Regions from separate parts of the Homo sapiens genome. Here all the other regions are linked to region 2. Evidence: chromatin contacts called from ENCODE Hi-C or POLR2A ChIA-PET data. All regions are on one chromosome and are shown on one strand. Each heading gives the region's core, a stretch centred on a gene start or an enhancer-like site at or near the end of the contact. The rest is flanking DNA. Distances are from core to core; before and after follow the strand shown. Region 1 holds the start of CERS4 (ceramide synthase 4). Region 2 holds the start of MCOLN1 (mucolipin TRP cation channel 1). Region 3 holds the start of TRIP10 (thyroid hormone receptor interactor 10). Region 4 holds the start of RPS28 (ribosomal protein S28).

Region 1 (2,700 bases), core at 117-2,616, 690 kb before region 2:
CACTTCTGTGTTTATTCACAGCAGCTGCTCCTGGAAGGCAGACCCATTTGAGGCTGGGGGAGGCCGAGGGCTTCAAAGACAATTCCACAGTCCAGGAACCCTATCCCCATATAACAGACCCAGGTCGCCCCAGTGGGGTCACCCTGGCCTCTGCGCTCAGATGCCTGAGACCTTGCCTGAGCTCAGACTGGAGTCGATGGGAGCATTCCCCCATCTGGTAGGTTTTGCAAACCACAACAGCCTCTCCCCCTGCCCACCTTCCTGTGTCCCCCAGAGCAGCTTCTCCTCAAGTCTCCCAACCCAGCAATGAAAGCCTCTTCTATATACTCCTAACTACCCAGGAGAAACATCGGTCCCCCACGCTCCACTTGCAAACAGACAGAATTAGACGATGTTACTCTGCCAAAGCGAATTTTCAGTTCACCCACTTCCTATCACACCTTCCAGCCAGGTCAAGCCAGAAGCCCCCTTCCAAGTATCCCCATCTCTCCTACCCACAGCGGCTACGGGATGTTCTTAAGACACAATCCGATCACGCCATGCACCTGCTGTTCCAAGCCTCCCTGGTCCCCACCGCCCCGAGAACGGGTTCCACACTCTCCTCGCCGCTTCCCAGGCCCCGGCCAACCTCTCTCCACCTCAGACCCTCCCTCTCCGCGTTTCAGCCAGGCTGGCCTCTTTTCTGCTCCGCACACACTCCCGGCTAGGCCCTGGGCCTAAAAAGCCCTCGCTGGCTGGTCCAACCAGGCCAAATGACATTATCCCCGCCTGGGCACCTCCACCTCACCCCGGCCGCCTGATGGGTTAGCTCGGGCTTGGAATGACGTGTTTAAGCGGTTCTCAGAAGCCGTCTACGCGGCCGGGCTGCGGACTCCGAGGCCAGGGCCCCAGCTGCGTCCCCAGCCCTGGCACGTCGGGGAAACGGGGCGCTCCCCCGGCTCACACATCCGGATTCCCCCGCGTCACGAGGCCAGGATCGCCCCTACTCGCTCCAGCCCGTTTCACAGCCGCGTCCTCGGGCACCCGTTGCGCCCCGGCCCTCGTGGGGGAGCGCGGATAGCTCGGGGAGACGGCCATGATGGGAAGCCCCGAGGGGGACAGTCCCCGGCGGGGTGATGGGGGCTGGAGCCCAGCTGCGAGTGGGGGCCGGGCTGGGGCCGCCATGGCCGCGGAGGCGGGGCCGGGGACCGCCGTGAGGGTGGCGTTCGGGGCGGTGTTCGCGGCGCGGGGTGCTCGCTTACCTGGGGGTGCAGGCGGCCGGGCGCACCGAGGGCCGGCGGCGGGGCTGGGGACGGCGCGCCTAGCGGGCTACCCGGAGCAGCTGCAGACACGCGCCGCCCGCCCCAGGCAGCCGGACTCTGCTCCTGGCCGGGCCTCGGCCCCCAGCAGGGGAAAAAAGGCTTGAGTGGGGGGAGCCCGGGGCGGGGCCGTGGGGGCGGGGCCTGGGCGGGGCACGCGCCCCGGAACGGTGGGGCCTGGCGCGGGGCTGGGGCCCTGGAGAGGCGGGGCCTGGCGCGGGGCGGGGGACTTGGAGGGGCAGGGCCTGGAGCGGGCGCCGGGTCCTCCAGGCGCTTGCCCCCCTCGACGCAACTAGGCCTCTCCCTGGCCCCCGACCCCGCACCCGCACCCCATCCCCGCCCCCGTCCCCGCCCCCCCATTCTCGCCCCCGCCCCCGTTCCCGCTCCGCCCATCTCTGCCCCGCGGCGCGCCTGGCCCGGGTCCAGCCTAGCGTTTCTAGTCTGCGCCTTATCTCTCCCCTTTGAACCCAGTATTGTCCGCTGCGCGCTCCGTCCGGCCCCGGCTTCACCCCTGTTCGCTGTCTGTCTCCCCGGCCCCCTCCCAGGTCCCCTCTTCTGCCCGAGATGCTCTGGCTCTGCTCATCTGTCCACACCCCCACACTCCCGGGGCGCCCTGAGCCTCTGGGGCGCGCAGTTGGATGGTGCACAGGGGAGGCCCAGATTTCTCCAGGCCTCAGCGGCCACCCTGGGTACCCCGAGTCTGGGGCCCTGTTGGAGGGCCAGTCCAGGGGTTCGCCCGAGGCGCGCGCGGGGGCCAACCGAGGCGGTGAGGGCACCGGGCAAAGGCTGCGATTTGGTGGGGTGCAGGGGTCAGGCGACAGAGCTGGGGAGATAAGATGGGAGATAGGCCGGGTGGGTGGTGGCGCAGCCCTGGTTTTGGCTGAGGGCAGCAGCAGTGGGGGCTGGGTCCCCCGCTTGCCTGGTAGAACCGAAAATGACCCAGTCTCAGCAGCGCGCAGGGGCAGGGAGCCTGGGCGATCCCTGAACAGAGGACAGCCCCAGGGGTTTTCATAGTCGCTGGCCCACCGCATGTACTCTGGGCAAGTGGCTTCGCCTTTGGACAATAAGCCTCTGTAAAATGGGGATAATAAACCTTTCTCTGACTCAGCTCAGCAGACCCAAGACCCATGGGGTGAAGTTGGGGCCTCCCTGCCACAGGGCCCTAGGCAAGCTGAGATTTGATTTCCTCACACAGACAGGGGCGCGGGGGGCGGGGCGGTCAGGGAGGCAGGAGACCTCTGTTGCAAGTGTGGAAGAACCTGTCCCTCCAAGTTCAGACTCCTGGCGTTTGCACTTGGCCTTCCCTCTGCTACACTGTTTCTCTTTTCTTTTTTCTTTTTCTTTTTTTTTTTTTGAGACGGAGTCTTGCATTGTGGCCCGGGCTGGACTGCAATGGCATGAT
Region 2 (2,700 bases), core at 102-2,601:
CCCGGGAGGCTGAGTTGGGAGGATCACTTGAGCCCAGGAGTTCGATGTTACAATGAGCTAGGATTATGCCACTGCACTACAGCCTGGGCAACAAAAAAAAGTTTATTAAAAAAAAAAAAAGTCCACCCTCTCCCTGAGCCTTGAGGTTGAGATCCTGAAGCTGCTCTGAGAATTCAGTGAGACACAGCAGATAAAGACCTCTTCAGCAAACACAAGCTGTTCTAATCACTGTTTATTTTTTTCCAGCCTAATGGTTAGATCTAAGCTTTCAGCAACTGCTGGAGTCAAAACCAGTCACAGTAGCCCAAAACTGTCCCTGTCACACCCCCATGGGGATGTGCTTTCTAGGGCCTGGCCCCGTGCTGCTTTCTAGGGCCTGGCCTCCTGCCTAGCAAAGCAGTCAGGATAAATGTGTGCACTGTCAGAACCTCCCTTGCAGAGAGGGACAAGTTCCCGGCCCCTCCCTTTGCAATGAGATGCTGCTGTGGCTGTTTACGACAAAGCCAGAGGGCAGGGCCCGCTTACAGAGCTGAGATTACAGCTAACCCACCCCAGACCCTACTAGCTGGGACACCGGGACATCTATCAGGTAGGGGTCCCCAGCTAGCTCCAGAAGGGGAAGCTAACACAAGGGGTCTTCCTCCAGCCTCCCCGAGGAGGGGTGGCATCAGAATTGGCTAGAAGCCCGAATTTAAGAAGGCTGCGCTTCCAGCGGTTTGGAAAGCTAAAACTGAGTTAATCGCCTGGGGGCAATCCCTCCAGCTCTCCAGGCTTGAGCTTAGGGAAGCTGAGCATTTGTCCCCTGGAATCAGGAGGGGAAGCCTGGGAGTCTCACGTGCGGGTTGGAGAAGCTGGTGCCCGCTGTCTGAGTTCCAGACGAAGTTGAGCAATCGGAACCTAGGCTCCCAGTGGGAATCCCAGGAACCTCGCCGCCCCAGAGGGAGAAGCTGGCGGCCCGGCGCGATCCCTGCCTGAGTTTGGGAACCCAGCAGAGCCTGGGTTCAGGAGGAAGAATTGGAGAGGCTGGTGCCCACCCGCCGCCCAAGTTCTAGGAGCCGTCTGCCCTTTTCTCCACCGTGAAAAGTCAGCGCTGGAGCTTAGAAAAAAAGAGACTAGGAGCTCCGCCGCCCCAGGTGGGAGACACAGCCCGCCCGCCTGAGTTCGGGGCCCCACGGTGCCGCCCGCGCCCTCACCTGAGCCGCGCGGACCCGCCGGGGCTGTCATGCTGGGGCGGGAGCGCGGGACGCAGGCGGGTACGGCGGGGCAGCCTGGGTCCGATCGCCCGCCGCTGTCACTGCGACCTCGCTCCCTCGCGGCGCGGCTTCAAACCCTCCGGCATCAGCTGATCTGTGCCTCGGTCACGTGACCCGGTAGCCCAGAGCCCCTCACGTGACCGCCTCTGGTCCCGCCCCCTGCGCCACGACAACCCCTGCCGGAACAGCGCGCATGCGTGCCTCTGCCGGCGCCCTCTGGGTCGAAGGCAGTCGCTAGGTCCTAGCGCCGACGCGCTCTGGGTGGCGGGGGATGGGCTGACTCTGAGTTTGGCAACGACGAGCTCTGCCCTGGCTCCCGGCCATGCCCCGAATCCGGTGCCAGGCTTGTGACTTCCATGTCCAGAGCTTGACCCCTTATCCTCCTTGGTGCCTGGTGATGACCCTGCCTACTATCTCAACGCTGTCTTCCTCTTTCTCCCAGAAACTCCTTTTACCCTTCTCCTGCGCATCTTCAGCAAACACGATTTCCTAATTATGTATCAAATAGAACCACTTATCCCCACCCCATGGCCCCCAGCCCAGAGTCTTCCAACATTCCTGGCCTGGATCTTTGCAGCAACCTCCTCCCCGATCTCAGCCTCCCTCCACTCCACTCTCTACCCAGCAGCCACAAGCATCTTCAAAGAATAATTCCTATCCTTCCTGCGAGAACCTGCCCTCGGCTTCCCATTGCTCTGTAATGACAGGCAGAGTCCCCACTCTCGTCTATCAGGGCCCTCTGATCTGGCTCCTACCTCCATCCAAAGCTCATCTTTCTATAGCCCCAGAGCCTTTGCATACTTTTGCCCTGGAGCGTAATGGTTAAGAATTTGGACCCTGGAGGGCAATTGGGATTTAAATCTAGGCACTGACAATGCCACTTCTACATCTTCCAGAGTCCCTTCAACTCCAAGCTGAGCGCAGTGGGCGGTGGCATGCACCGGCAATCCCAGCTACTCGGGAGGCTAAGGTGGGAGGATCGCTTGAGCCCAGGAGGTCGAGGCTGCAGTGAGCTATGATCACACCACTGCACTCCAGCCTGGGCAACAGAGCAAGACTGTCTAAAAAAAAAAAAAAAAATGTGCCTCAATTTTCTCATTTGCAAAATGGGGATATTCAAAGTCATCTACCTACTGGGGCTGTTGAGAGGATTAAATGAGAGAATGCAAAAACTATCGCATAAGGCTGGGCAAACAGTACTGATTATTAAATTAGTGATTATTGGGATTACAAAATCCTTCATTGAGAAAGCTGCCTGCCATTTATATCAGAAGTCTTGTTATGCTTCTCCTAGAATGTACTATACCCCGTAATTATTTTTTAAGTATTCTGAATTTAGTATCTATGAGCTCCATGCAGGTCGAGGCCATATTTATCTTGTTCCCTGCTGAGACCCCAGCAATCCAGAGATGTTTGTTGATTGCATAAATGAGCAACTTTTTTTGTC
Region 3 (2,700 bases), core at 170-2,669, 780 kb after region 2:
ACTTCGGTGCGTTCTTTCACGAACTTTACATATCTGTCCAACAGGTCCAGCCCCCACTGCGTGTGGCGCTCGAGCACCTCGAACTGATCCTGACATGGGACATGGTGGGGGAGGAGGGGAGAGGGGCCGGGGTCACGATTTTGGGACCCCACAGCCCGCCGACCAGACTCCCAGGGAGGGCCAAGGCTCTGCGCTCCTAGAAGGAGTGGCTTCCCGGCGCCGCCCCGGCGTGGCGCGGGGGGAGGCAGGAAACTGGCGGGAACCCCCTCCCCTTCCCGGGAAGGGCCGGAGAACAGCGCCCAGGCCCCAGCCACCCCGGCCGGGAGATGGAGGTCTCCGACATAGGACCGCCAAGAGGGGCGTGGAAGGGGACAGGGCCACTCCCCCAGCTCGGGCTCCCCTAATCCCCCCGGATTCCGGAAAATCCGGCCGGCCCGGCGTGAGTCAAGGCCAGAGGGGCAGGGTTCCTGGCAGACTGGGGGCCCCTGAGTGGCCAGGGGGCAGGCACCAGGTTCCCTGAATCTCCCTGCTTCCAGGGATCCCCCGATGGGTGACTCAATTTACCCCACTGACCCCACTACACATCCAAAAGAAATCGCAGAATTGGAGGAGGGGGTGGCAGTCTGGTTACCCCCGCTGCACTAAGAACTCAGGGATTCCACCGCCCCCAGCAAGGGGAGGGGTCAGAGGTCCGGCTAGGATAGGGGGAAATTTCTGGGGCTTCCAGGGCTGAGGTTATAGGCGACCAGGGGGCGGTCCCGCCCTGGGCCTGGGGTGAGCAGGGGGAAGCCAGGGAGGGGGATCAGGCCGAGCTTAGCATCCCCCTTCCCCTCCATGAGCGTCCCCAGCCCCTAGGTGTTGATTAAAGGCGAGGGAAAGGGCGGTCAGGACTTCTAGGTCCCACGTGGGTGGGGATGAGGGTGACCAGAGGGTCCCCTCCCCCCTCCTAGCCGGACAGGCGGACGACGGGCAGGGACCCAGGGGCCGTAAGATAAGCCGCCTGCCCGGCCAGGGCGCCCAAAATAGGTGACCTCTCTCAGCCGCCCCGGCCTGGCCCCAGGATTCCTTCTGCCCGCCTCATTCGCAACCCTGTGCCTCAGTTTCCCCACTCCGGTCCGGCAAAGTCGCCCTTCGCCCCTGAGCGTGCTGAGACTCCCAGATAAACTTCGAGAGAGAGCGGAGGGTGGAGGGCGGGGACCCAGGGGTCGGTGGAAGGGAAAGGCGCGGAGCCCCCTCTAAGATACATTGGGGACAAAAGGGGGGTGCCTGGACCCCAGCAAAGGGGAACTTAGAGGCGGGCCGATTGGACTTACCCACAGCTCAGTGCCCCAATCCATGCTGCTCCCGCCGCCGCCGCCGCAGCCACCACCGCACCCGGTCCCCGCCGCCCGCCGCCCGCCGCCCTCCCCGGGGAGACTCAGCCGAGGGCGGTGCGCCTGGCCCCGCCCCGCCCCGCCCGGCCCCGCCCACCCCAGACTCTTCCCCGCCCCCCTGCACGCTCTGCCACGCCCCCACCCGCGCGGAGCCCAAGCACTGCGATTCGGGGGCGGGGCCCAACGGACGCTCCGCCCCCTTTTAAAGCAACGTTGCCACTCGACGCCGCTGGACCGACCCCTTAAAGAACCCCCACCCATTTTTTCCAAATCCCCGGGGTCCCTCTCGTCCTCTCATCTTCCTTCCCCGCTCCAAACGGTTCTTCCCATCTCCTTTTCCCCTTTCCCCGCAATTATTCCTTAAAGGGCCAAGACACTAAAACCCCAAACTCAAGAAGTCCTTCCTCAACCCCATTGCAGGGGCAACCTGAGGTCACCCCGTTCTTGCGAGCCGGCCCGGCTCCAGGCGTCTAGGTTCGTCCCACTAATGGTCTGGTCCCTCCGGCCACAGGGCGGATGAGAGGGTTTCGATCCAACCCAGGACGCGCCTTCGCCAAGGCCAGGTCCATTAACTCCCGCACCGCATCCTGCCTTCCCTCCCCCAGAGTCTCCGCTGGGAAACTGAAGACAGGCCGTCCTTGGGGCGCCAGGCCCAGGCCTTTCCCCAGCTGCCTTCCAGTTCGCGCCTGCATCTGCCCATTTTCCAGTTTAACCTGGTTTCATTCTCAGTACTGCCCCTGAGATTCCGACTCCGCCCCTCCCCCAGACATCTGGGCCATCTGGGCCCTGGAGAAGGGAAGTCTGTCACCTCTCCCATAAAAGTCTGTTCACACCTTGTAAATCCCTTTGAGGTGCTGGAATGAAAGAGGAGAGGAGGCACTGGGGATTCCCACTCCCATTCTCTCCGGGCTTTGGCGCTTTCTCTGCAGCCTCAGACAAGGCTGGGCGTCTTGCAGGGGGGCCCTTGGGTATACGTTCCCCTTACACAGAGCACCCAGGCTCCCAGAACAGAGAGATACAGCTGAGCCCAGGAGGAGAGCCTTGGGAGCCCACACTGGGACTGATGTCTCTGCTGAGACCTGGCCCCACCTGCTGGTGGCTTCTGAGCTAGAAAATGTCTGATTGCAGTTGGGCAATTGAACCCAGTGAGTTCTGTGGCTAGTCTCAAATGGGGGCTCAGCCTAGCAAAGTTCTGAGTTCACCTCTGCTCAGAGACTCAAACTGGAATTGGGGTTCAGTCCAGGTCAGCACCACCGTGGGGATAGGGGATAGAGGCCAGAGGCTTAACCAGAAGGATTAGCAACCCGGTAAGGGGTCAGGTCCAATC
Region 4 (2,700 bases), core at 157-2,656, 800 kb before region 2:
CAGACAGCCACACCTGGTGAAGGAGAATGCGGTGACAATGGAGAGAACCCCCAGGTTCAGTAAGCTGCCTCGTCTGGCTCACTACACCTAGCTGTGGGGAGATCTCCTCGTCAGTCACCTCAGCCTTTGGCGCACAGAAGGGTCCAGGGTCCCCTGCTCAGAGGCTAACACTGGCCGAAGAGAAAGGCAATTTCAGTTGGGGTGACTGTGGCAGGAAGGGGCTCACTCTGGCCCCACCAAGGTGAGGTGGGGACCAAGTGATAGAGCCCTGATCCACCCACTCTCTGAAACTTCTTTGCTAATAAAACATTCCTACTACGCTTGTGTTTTGTTTGGGGTAGAGGGTGCAATCGACAAACACGACCCCCCGCCTCAAAAAGGAAAAGCTTCGTTTGGCAAGACCGCACGGCCAGGATTTCCAGAGTGCGGAGGATCGGTGACCGCCTGGGAGCCACTCAAGAAACCTGGAGAAACCCTAGTCGTATAACCCAGACAAGAACCTGAGTTAACTTGAAACACAAACGCTTTATTTAAAGGAGCATCTCAGTTACGTGTGGCGGACAAAAAAAAGGAGCAGACTGTGACAGACCATTCCCATCGGCCAAGTGGTCGAACCCGACATCCAAGACCCTGTAAACAGACCCAAACATGAGATGTTGACAGGCCCCGCAGCAATTGGCAAACTCCCGCCTCCCTCTTGTCAGTCTCTGTATGTAGACTCTGCCTCCCAAACCCTCTCACCCTGGGCTTAACGAAGCCTCCCTACCACCAACCAAAGGTCTATCAAAGGGGTGTCCTCTTTGCACCCACCAGCGAGCAGCCAAGCTCAGCGCAACCTCCGGGCTTCTCGCTCTGACTCCAAAAGGGTGAGCACGTCGCCCTCGCGCACGGGGCCTTTTACATTGCGGATGATGGATCGGCTCGTGTCGTCCATGAATTCCACGCGCACCTACGGGTCCCCACCGGAGTGGAGGAAGAAGTAAGGGCGGGCCGCGGAAAGGCACCGCGGAGTGGGAAGCAGATATGAATTCAGAGAACGTGTCGGGGCCAGAATACAGATCGTTAAAGGGAACCATCAGAACCCCGTGATGAAATGAGAATCGGCTCCCGGATTCCGGCTGGCAGGGGTTAGGGCAGGGTAGAGGTCACATCAGGGTTTAGGTCGCCGGCAGTCGGCCAAATGCCCCCACCCGATTACCTGCGTGCACTGTCCCTGAGAACCGGTCCTGCCCAGGACCTTGGTGACCTGGAGGAAAGAAGCTGGGTTCAGACCCGGCCCGTTTGGCTCCTCTAATCCCTCCCCCTGCCCCCAAATTCGGGCCCCCACCTCACCCTGGCCAGCTTGATAGGCTGCACACGGCTGGTGTCCATGATGGCGGCGCGGCGGCGGTCTGGCGGAGAGGAGTCACGTGCTTCGGGGAGAGCCTTTATAGGACGTTCTAGCACCGCCCACTCCCGTCTCGCGATACCACGCCGCGTCTTTCCCAGCAGCCCCAGCGGTGGAGACGTCACCGGCTGCGCCCTTCAGTATCGCGGACGGAAGATGGCGTCCGCCACCCGTCTCATCCAGCGGCTGCGGAACTGGGCGTCCGGGGTGCGCGGGGCGGACAGGGCTGCACCATGGGGGGCTTCGGGCTCCGTGTGTCCGGGACCCGCTCCTGCTCCTCACCTCCCTCCTAAGCCGGGACCCTTCGCTCTCCCCGAATCTCCCTGGGAACCCCCAGCTAGTCACCCCTTCAGCCCGGGACCCTCTCCTGGCCTGGGAACCACTCAGGCCTGGGATTTCCCCAGTCCCCGACCTTCTTAGCCTTGGATCTGTGGGCCCGGACTCTGGCTTTGCTCTTCACCTGCAGGACCCACATCCGTTTCCCCGAGTGTTCATCCCCTGCCTTCCCTTAAAATGCGCATCCCCGGACCATCCCTGGTCCCTTGCCCTCTCCTTTCCTCTCTCCTGGGGTGCCTTGCAGGCCGACCTCTCCTCTCCTCTTCCCACAGCATGACCTGCAGGGGAAGCTGCAGCTACGCTACCAGGAGATCTCCAAGCGGTGAGCAGGCCCCGCTCGCTGCCCAGCCTCTGGCTCTGTCCTTTCTCCACCAAAAACGAAATCTGTGTTCCTTTAGACCCCTGAAACGGAGGGCTGACATCCTGCCACCAGTCCCCTGCCAGGCTGTGGAGGCAGAGGTTTGCCTTTAACCTTGCTGAACTCCGGAGGACAGCCCTCCTGAAACAGCGAGGCCGGGCGTGCATTCTGACTGGCAATCAGGCTAGATTTGCAGTGCTCAGCGTGGCCATGTTAGTCAGTGTTATCCCCAAGCTACAGATGAAAAAAGAGGTCCAGAGAGGCGAAATCATTTGCCTCAAGTCACTCAGAAGCTAAAAAGTGGCAGCGGGGACTTGAACCCAGAAGTGTCCTGATTTCAGACTCATTTATATTAAAATATTAGTTGATATTTACAAGCCCCCGTCATGTATGACCTCAGCCTTGGGTTTAACTTTGTGAACCAGGAAAGTTCTTATCCACATTCTTTCATGGACGCCACATTCTAGGGAGAAGCATAGTAGGGAAACAAACACAGCAGGTAGTATTGTTCTGGAATGCTTTGAAGACAAAACAAAATAAGTGGAAGCTGGAGGGTGGCTACGTAAAGTCAGATGATTGGGAAAGATCTTTCTTTGGAAATTGACAGTTGAGTCCCCTG

What was found. Hi-C counts contacts between places; a loop is a spot of excess contacts on that map. ChIA-PET counts read pairs that join two places held with the same protein, here RNA polymerase II (POLR2A). Pooled maps may share reads with other maps.
Region 1: a pooled map shows a loop between it and region 2 (3-fold over the local background). The contact joins the promoter of CERS4 here to the promoter of MCOLN1 in region 2. A Hi-C loop is called at or near these places in 1 of 37 single-sample maps with no recorded cell type and 4 of 50 pooled maps. POLR2A ChIA-PET finds 5 or more read pairs at or near these places in 1 of 52 experiments (GM12878).
Region 3: a pooled map shows a loop between it and region 2 (6-fold over the local background). The contact joins the promoter of TRIP10 here to the promoter of MCOLN1 in region 2. A Hi-C loop is called at or near these places in 6 of 168 maps with a recorded cell type or tissue (CD4-positive, alpha-beta T cell, CD8-positive, alpha-beta T cell, ascending aorta and 3 more), 2 of 37 single-sample maps with no recorded cell type and 20 of 50 pooled maps.
Region 4: a pooled map shows a loop between it and region 2 (7-fold over the local background). The contact joins the promoter of RPS28 here to the promoter of MCOLN1 in region 2. A Hi-C loop is called at or near these places in 8 of 50 pooled maps. POLR2A ChIA-PET finds 5 or more read pairs at or near these places in 2 of 52 experiments (HEK293 and WTC11).

What each region holds. Positions count from the first base shown.
Region 1 is chr19:8,208,036-8,210,735 of GRCh38, reverse strand. CERS4 (ceramide synthase 4) reads right to left here and starts at 1,366. Exons shown (of 12, transcript NM_024552.3): 1 at 1,242-1,366; 2 at 1-30. RefSeq lists a silencer at 766-1,685.
Region 2 is chr19:7,521,275-7,523,974 of GRCh38, reverse strand. MCOLN1 (mucolipin TRP cation channel 1) reads right to left here and starts at 1,351. Exons shown (of 14, transcript NM_020533.3): 1 at 1,194-1,351. The coding sequence starts at 1,224. LOC105372261 (a long non-coding RNA gene) reads left to right here. Exons shown (of 3, transcript XR_936294.3): 2 at 813-1,133. RefSeq lists a silencer at 1,188-1,317.
Region 3 is chr19:6,738,399-6,741,098 of GRCh38, reverse strand. It overlaps TRIP10 (thyroid hormone receptor interactor 10), which reads right to left and starts at 1,419. Exons shown (of 15, transcript NM_001288962.2): 1 at 1,314-1,419; 2 at 1-89. The coding sequence starts at 1,337. RefSeq lists silencers at 1,165-1,254, 1,295-1,574 and enhancers at 558-1,325, 1,775-1,904, 1,925-2,014, 2,094-2,700.
Region 4 is chr19:8,320,202-8,322,901 of GRCh38, reverse strand. RPS28 (ribosomal protein S28) reads right to left here and starts at 1,406. Exons shown (of 4, transcript NM_001031.5): 1 at 1,333-1,406; 2 at 1,199-1,246; 3 at 811-949; 4 at 1-630. The coding sequence starts at 1,371. The coding sequence ends at 827. NDUFA7 (NADH:ubiquinone oxidoreductase subunit A7) reads left to right here and starts at 1,527. Exons shown (of 4, transcript NM_005001.5): 1 at 1,527-1,594; 2 at 1,996-2,045. The coding sequence starts at 1,544. It overlaps KANK3 (KN motif and ankyrin repeat domains 3), which reads left to right. Exons shown (of 11, transcript NM_198471.3): 11 at 1-318. The coding sequence ends at 63. RefSeq lists enhancers at 1-503, 504-1,471, 1,378-1,617, 1,472-2,439, 2,440-2,700.